Regions from separate parts of the Homo sapiens genome. Here region 2 is linked to region 1. A link is a contact called in ENCODE POLR2A ChIA-PET data. All regions are on one chromosome and are shown on one strand. The core of a region is the stretch at or near the end of the contact, and the rest is flanking DNA. Distances in the headings are between cores, read along the strand shown.

Evidence for each region. ChIA-PET counts read pairs that join two places held with the same protein, here RNA polymerase II (POLR2A).
Region 2: POLR2A ChIA-PET joins it to region 1 with 14 read pairs in PC-9. The contact joins the enhancer-like site here to the promoter of GCAT in region 1. POLR2A ChIA-PET finds 5 or more read pairs at or near these places in 2 of 52 experiments (HepG2 and PC-9).

What each region holds. Positions count from the first base shown.
Region 1 is chr22:37,806,660-37,810,308 of GRCh38, reverse strand. GCAT (glycine C-acetyltransferase) reads right to left here and starts at 2,375. Exons shown (of 9, transcript NM_014291.4): 1 at 2,146-2,375; 2 at 152-282. The coding sequence starts at 2,341. It overlaps H1-0 (H1.0 linker histone), which reads right to left. Exons shown (of 1, transcript NM_005318.4): 1 at 2,877-3,649. RefSeq lists a silencer at 2,271-2,560.
Region 2 is chr22:46,767,354-46,770,700 of GRCh38, reverse strand. The region is part of intron 1 of TBC1D22A (TBC1 domain family member 22A); the gene reads right to left. Among named protein-coding and RNA genes, the nearest start is that of TBC1D22A, 6.4 kb to the right of the region's middle. RefSeq lists enhancers at 1-795, 1,335-1,544, 796-1,676, 1,795-1,844. Within about 2 kb of position 1,505, at least 20 of the 41 ENCODE cell types and tissues checked have a DNase peak (open chromatin) inside an H3K27ac peak, as active enhancers do.

The sequences.
Region 1 (3,649 bases), core at 1,126-3,625:
GGCCTGCACTCAGCCTTTCTGCTGCACAGCTCTGAGGCCAACAGTAGGCCCAGGGCTGTGGCTGAGCTGAGCTGGCTAAACCAGCCTTGCTGACTGTGGGAAGCAGGCAGCTGGGGTCAGTCCCCACAACCCCCCACCACTCACTGTGTACCTGGGTTCCACAGATAAAGCGGACAGAGCTGAGGCCAGCTCCAAACTCCTCCAGAGCCTGCAGACCTGCCTGGATCACCTCAGGGTGGCTGCTCAGGCCCAGGTAGTTGTTGGCACAGAAGTTAAGGATTCCTGAGGTGAAGGAGAGGAGATGGATACAGCAGCTCAGGTGGGGCAAGGGCAGGCCTGGAAAGATGACAGTGCCAGGCCCTGGGGAAATGGTCCAGAAAGGAAACAGACCTGGAGTCACCATTGAGGAGGCACCAAATTCAACAGCTACAGAAGGAGCGTCAGTGCTACACATCTTGAAGAGCAAGAAGTTTAAACTTTTTTTTTTTTGAGACAGGGTCTAGCTCTGTCGCCCAGGTTGGAGTACAGTGGTGCAATCATGGTTCACTGTAGCCCCAACCTCCCAGGCTCAAGCAATCCTCCCACTTAACCTCCTGAGTAGCTGGGACTACAGGTGCGTGCCACCATGCCCGATTAAATTTTTTTATTTTTTGTAGAGATGGGGTCTCATTATGTTGTCCGTGCTGGTCTCGAACTCCTAGCCTCAAGCAATCCTCCTGCCTTGGCCTCCCAAAGTGCTACGATTTCAGGCACAAGCCACTGTGCCCAGCCTAAACTCTGGCTTTGAATCACATTCTACCCAAGGAGGAACTCAGCCCTTCCTCACAGGCTTCTCCTGTGCCTGAAGACCACCACTGACTCCTTATCTGACCCCTTGGTTTCCTTGAGGGTTAAAGAAGAGGGCTGGATCAGACGCCTGCTGCAGTCCTGGAACTCCACAGTTTACTTTGCTGCCAGAATCACACCCCCAAAGGTAGGTGCCTGAGATACCAGTCCCCGAATTCTAAAGCCCAGAGTGAACACAGCTGACCTTAGGAGCAAACAGCCAGAGGGGAAAGTTCACACAGCCTGGGAAAGGCAAAAACAGGATGAGAACTTGGGTCTCCTAATTTCCCATCTTTTGACCGGCTCTAAGCTTCCCCTGAGGGAGAGAAGGGATTACCTGGGACCTCTGTTTTACAAATGAGTGCAACAGCACCAAGGGTTCTATGCCTATTTCCTGGGCAGAAGGCAGCTTTGGGAGCTTGTTGATGATTACCACTCACCTGAGGCCTGACACGAATAAGTCAGGTGTAACCACTGGTTAGAGTGAAATGAGGGAGGGCTGGGAGTGGTGGCTCACGCCTGTAATCCCAACACTTTGGGAGGCTGAGGCGGGAGGATCACTTGAGGTCAGGAGTTCGAGACCAGCCTGGCCAACATGGTGAAACCCAGTCTCCACTAAAAATACAAAAATTAGCCGGGTGTGCTGGCACGTGCCTGTAGTCCCAGCTACTTGGGAGGCTGAGGCATGAAAATCGCTTGAACCCGGGAGGCAGAGGTTGCAGTGAACCGAGATCTCGCCACTGCACTCCAGCCTGGGCGACAGAGCAAGACGAGACTCCATCTCAGAAAAAAAAAAGGAAAGAAAGAAATGAGGGAGACCTGGCAGGGCCAACTCATCATGTGATTTCTGTGGCAGCCCTGGGACCCCTTGCTTGCTATGAGTTTACCCAGCAAGCTGTCCTCTCTGGCCAGTCAGGCAATGTTCCAGCTCCAATATTCCAGCGCTGCCTGCAGCTAGCTGGGGGCTTTTGGGCAAGCCATTTCACATCTGTGGATTTCAGCCTCTTCGTTTGTAAAGTGGAATTAGTCATTCCTGCGTCTAGAAGTTAGCAGGAGTTCACGTGCAGCAACAATTGGTAGAGACCTTCACAAAGGAGCCGCTCAAGAAATGCGGGTTTTCTTGCTGGGCAAATCGCCTCCCTCCGTCAAAAGGGTTTAACCAGGCAAGAGTCAATATTAGGAAGCCATAAAGTCGCCCTGAGAGATGCGAAGGGGAACAGTAGCTAAGAGTGTAGGAGCCGCCCACCCCCACCTCCAGGACCTCCATTCCAGCGCAAGCTCGGGAAAGGTCTTGGAACGACTCCCGGAACGGAGCGTTACCTCCGGAGACGCCGTCCACGCGGATGTGCGGCCCCTGACGGGACGTGATGACCCGCTCACTCTTCCAAGTGCCAGCTCCGCGGATGCCTTCCAGCTCCCCCTCCAGAATGCCACGCAGCTGGGCCAGCGCTGACTGTGCGCGGCGGCCGCGGGGCACCCAGAAGAGTGCGGCGCGCCAGGCGTTCCCAGGCCACATCGCTCCTACCTCGCCCGAGCGCGCCTGCCTGCCTGGGAGCCGTGCGCATCGCGGACGCAGCCTGGTCGCGTGGCCGGGGGCCGGGCTCCAGCAGCCAATCGGAGCTAGGGGGGCTCGCTTAAAAAGGCGGGGAGGCGGGCCTAGGACGGGTGGGCGGGGCCTGGCGGGATCCGCCAGGGACCGAGAGGCTTGACTTGTAAGTTGAGACTGCCGAAGTCCGGATGGCAGAGGGGAGGGAAGGGGGCGGAGGAAGTCGCGTCAGGGCCAAGCCCACCAGACTCCCCACCGCATTCCCACGTACTCACCTCTCGGCCGGAAATGGGGTACCCTCTGGACCCCAAAGGCAGAAGCCTAGAAGCCGGCTAAGGCACGTTCCGCAGCCTCCGGGACTAAGGATTCCTGGCTTCTGTCCAGCTCCTGAACCCTCCCCCGCCATTCTCAGGTGCAAACGCCCCAGATGTCCCCACTGCCTGCCCGCCTAACCGCTCCGCATTCATTCTCCAGTCTTCAAAGTGAGGAAAAATACACCGCTCAGTTTCTCCCTTTTCCAATTTATTTTAAAGTTTTAAAATTACAAAGACAGCAAAATTTTCCCGGCACAAGTAACACTTGTTTAAAAAAGGGGGTGGGGGGGGGACGCGCAAGTGCGCGATTTTTCTATTTTATTAAAAATAAGAGAAAGACAACTGTACAGGTTTTTTCTCCCAGCTCCCGGGTGTGAAACTAAGTACTAGCCCTAGATATGTATATATACACAAACACACACATGCACACAGATCTAGCTCTGTAAAACTACTTAGCAAATCCCAAATCGACTGCAGTAAGTCTTACTATCCACTGCCCGCCCACTCCCCCTCCCCCTCCCGCAGCTACAACTACTTATAATAAAGGACTCAAAAAGAGATCGGGAGGTTTTAAGTGGCCGCAGCCCCACCAAACCAAGCAAAGACACCTCTTGTACAGGAGGAACAAAAATCCAGAGGAAAAGAAAAGTCTTCCTAGGACACAATCCATCGATTGCGTGGAAAAACCTAAGTTTCAACAGGGCACACTGAGGCACTTGGCTGACTCCCCACCCTTCCCCTGAAGTTTTCACTCCGGTTTAACAAGAGAATTTGCTGAAGCCACAAAGATCCCCCAATGGCTACATCCTAGCTGACTGGGAGAAACTATGGCTTCTCCCATCCAGCTGTCACTTGGACCCCACTCCCCTTCCCTAAGAAAATAGGGAGGCCGAAAGCGCAAACTAACAAAAATGAGAAGGAAACTGGGTTTGGGCCCCCACTGCTCACCACTGGGAGGTGGAAG
Region 2 (3,347 bases), core at 256-2,755, 9.0 Mb before region 1:
GGTTCCTAGGCCTGAGCAGGACATAGGACATAGGAAGAACCCTCCGAGCTGACTTCAGTCCCCTGGGTTTAAACACACTTTGTGGAGGTTACCCAGTGACCACCCCCAAGGCCGCTGACCAAGGTACTCCTGCCCACATCCAAGTGCAGGACTCTGCTGAGGGAGGTGCTGGGCCACCTGCCATTCCCTGTCAGACATCCCTCGGCACAGTCCCCAACTCTTCACAGCTGCTGTAACAAATTACCACAGCTTAAAACATGCATTCACTATCTCGAAGTTCTGAAGGTCAGAAATCCGGCATGGGTCTCATCACACTGAAGTCCAGGCGTCAGCCAGCTGTGCCCCTTCCGGGAGGCTCGAAGGGAGAACCCCTTTCCTGCTCACTCCGGTTGGCGGCAGAATTCAGCTCCTGGCGGATGCAGGAGCAAGGCCTTGCTCTCCTGTTAGCCATCTGCAGAAGGCCTTTCGCAGCTTCTAGAAGCCGCGCCACATTCCTGGTGGCTGCCTCCTCCATCTGCAAAGCCAGCCGCTGTGGGTGGAGTCCATCCCACACCATGTCTCTGACCACGTCCAAAAGCTCGTGAGGTTACACTGGGCCCACCAGGTAACAGGACAATTCCCCCATTTCAGGTCAGCTGATTAGCGACCTTAATTCCCCTCTGCCATGTAACAGAACATATTCACAGGGGTCAGGGATGAGGATGAGGACACCTTTAGGGGGCCAGTATTCTGCCTACCACACTCCCATCCCCTCAGGCCAGCACCCTGGAGATCACCTCGACCCCCAGCACCCCGCCCATCAGTGAATCCTGAGTGTGCCATGTGTACCCTGAACATGCCCGATCCTCTCCAACCCCACAGCATCTGGCCTCGGCCTCCTCAGAAGCCCACCAGTTTCCTCTCTCGCCCTCTCTTCAAGGATGACAAACAGTGTCACAGTATCACACCCCTCCCTGTTTAAAACCCTTCAACACTCTCTCATGGCTCTTAGGACCACAGCTCAGATCTTCACCATGGCCTTGGAAGCAGCTCCAGTGCCTGCTCACCACCCTCCATGCCCCTCCTCCCCAGTCAAGCGCTCCCCACTCCTATACACCCTCCCCTGACCTCAGCAGCCAGATCGGTTCCTGCTGTACAGCCAGGTCTCGGCGGAAGCGGGACCTGTGTAAGGAGGACATGAGCATTCCACCCAGTGAGGGCCTTGCTACTCTGCCAGGGTCCCGGGACTGCCACCTGCCCAGCACTGCAGTCTGTGCGCATGTGTTCACAGGGCAGGCGTCCAGCCGTGAAGAGCCACATGGCTTGCTCAGCACGCACCACAGCACCTGGCACAGGAGAGGAGCTCGTAAACGTTTTCCAAATGAATTCATTATCCCCAACAGTGCCTCTCCTTCGGCTGAGGACGGACTGTGGCCTATTCAGCCGACCGTCTGATTTGCTCACAGACATCTCGTGGCTCTGGCAATGTAAGCTGAAGGCTGTCAGAGCCACATCACTAAGAACCCTCTTGTGCTCCAGCTTTATCCCAGCACTCACATCCTTGCCATGCTCAATTTGGGCCTTTCTTGCTACCATAACACTTTCTTTTTTTTTTTTTTTTTTTTTTTGAGACAGAGTCTTGCCCTGTCGCCCAGGCTAGAGTGCAGTGACGCGATCTCAGCTCACTGCAACCTCCACCTCCCAGATTCAAATGATTCTCCTGCTTCAGCCTCCTGAGTAGCTGGGATTATAGATGCCTGCCACAATGTCCAGCTATTTTTTGTATTTTTAGTAGAGACGGGGTTTCACCATGTTGGTCAGGCTGGTCTCGAACTGCTGACCTCAGGTGATCCACCCGCCTGGGCCCCCCAAAGTGCTGAGATGACAGGCATGAGCCAGAGCGCCCAGCCACCACCATGCCACTTTCAAACGTCATACTCCACATACCCCAGCTGCCTGCATACCCTCTGTCAGCAGACCACACCCTGCCAGGCGGAGCTGAGCTAAAATAGCAAACATCAGACCCACACTGAAAGACTGCCTGTGTTCTCAAGCCCAGTGTGCTGTGATTTTGTCTTGGCATTTTTAAAGTGAAGTGTGGCGAGAATTCCAACTGCAACTGCGGAAAGCAACAGCCCTTCGGGAGCCAAGAGAGTCAGCGGCCCGGGAAAGAACCAGCCCAGACAGTCAGAGACTGAACCTTCAGATTCTATTTTTTTTTTTTTTTTTTTTTTTTTGAGACAGAGTCTCGCTCTGTTGCCCAGGCTGCGGGGCGGTGGCGCGACCTTGGCTCACTGCAACCTCTGCCTCCTGTGTTCAAGCGACTCTCCTGCCTCAGCCTCCCAAGCAGCTGGGATTACAGGCGCCTGCCACCACGCCTGGCTAACTTTTGTATTTTTAGTAGAGACGGGGTTTCACCATGTTGGCCAGGCTGGTCTCAAACTCCTGACCTCAAGTGATCCACCCACCTCAGCCTCCCAAAGTGCTGGGATTACCGGCGTGAGCCACCGCGCCCGGCCAAACCTTCGGATTCTTATCACTTACCATTTCTTGCCACCACCACAGCTTCCACTCAGGTGCAAGCCGCCACCACCAGTGACCACTGGACGCTGCGGCACCCTGGCCTCCTGGTCTCCCTGCTTCTGCCCTTGCCCCGACTCCCAACGCCTCCAATCTGTCTTCAGTACAGCAGCCAAAGATATCCCATTAAACCTAATGCAGACCATGCCACTTCTCTGCTCAAAGCCCTCCAAAGGTTCCCCATTCAGCCAGAATCAAAGAACAGTCCATGTCTTCACTGTGGTCATGAGGCCCTACCCCACCACCTTTCATGACGCACCCCACGACTCTCCCCTTCTCTCGGCCAGACCCACCCTGGCCCCAGCTCCTCTCCTCAAGCACGCCAGCATCGCTCTGGGAGTCCTCTGCACCTGCTCACTCCTCTGCCAGGACCGCTCTTCCCCAGCCTCCTGGTTGGCCTGTTCCCTCACCTCGTGCAAATCTTTCCTCAAATGTCACCTCAGTGAAGGGCTCCTTCTCACCACCACACCTGCCACTAAGCCACCTAGTCCTCTTTCCCAGCATTGTTTTGATAGCAGCTGTCACCTTCCAACAGTTAACTCCATTTAACTGAGCTATGTTATTTATACCCGGCTCTCCCACTGCACTGTAAGCTCTGGGAGAGCAGAGATCTAGGTCTATTTTGTTCACTAATATTATCTCCAGCACCTGGGGCTGTTCCTAACACATACTATGGGTTGAATACATATTTGCTGGATCAGCAAATCATCAAATTCTCAAAACTGGTCCAAGAAGCCCATTCTTTTCTCCTCAAAGAGAATCGTGCTAAGCCAAAGATATCTCCCCAT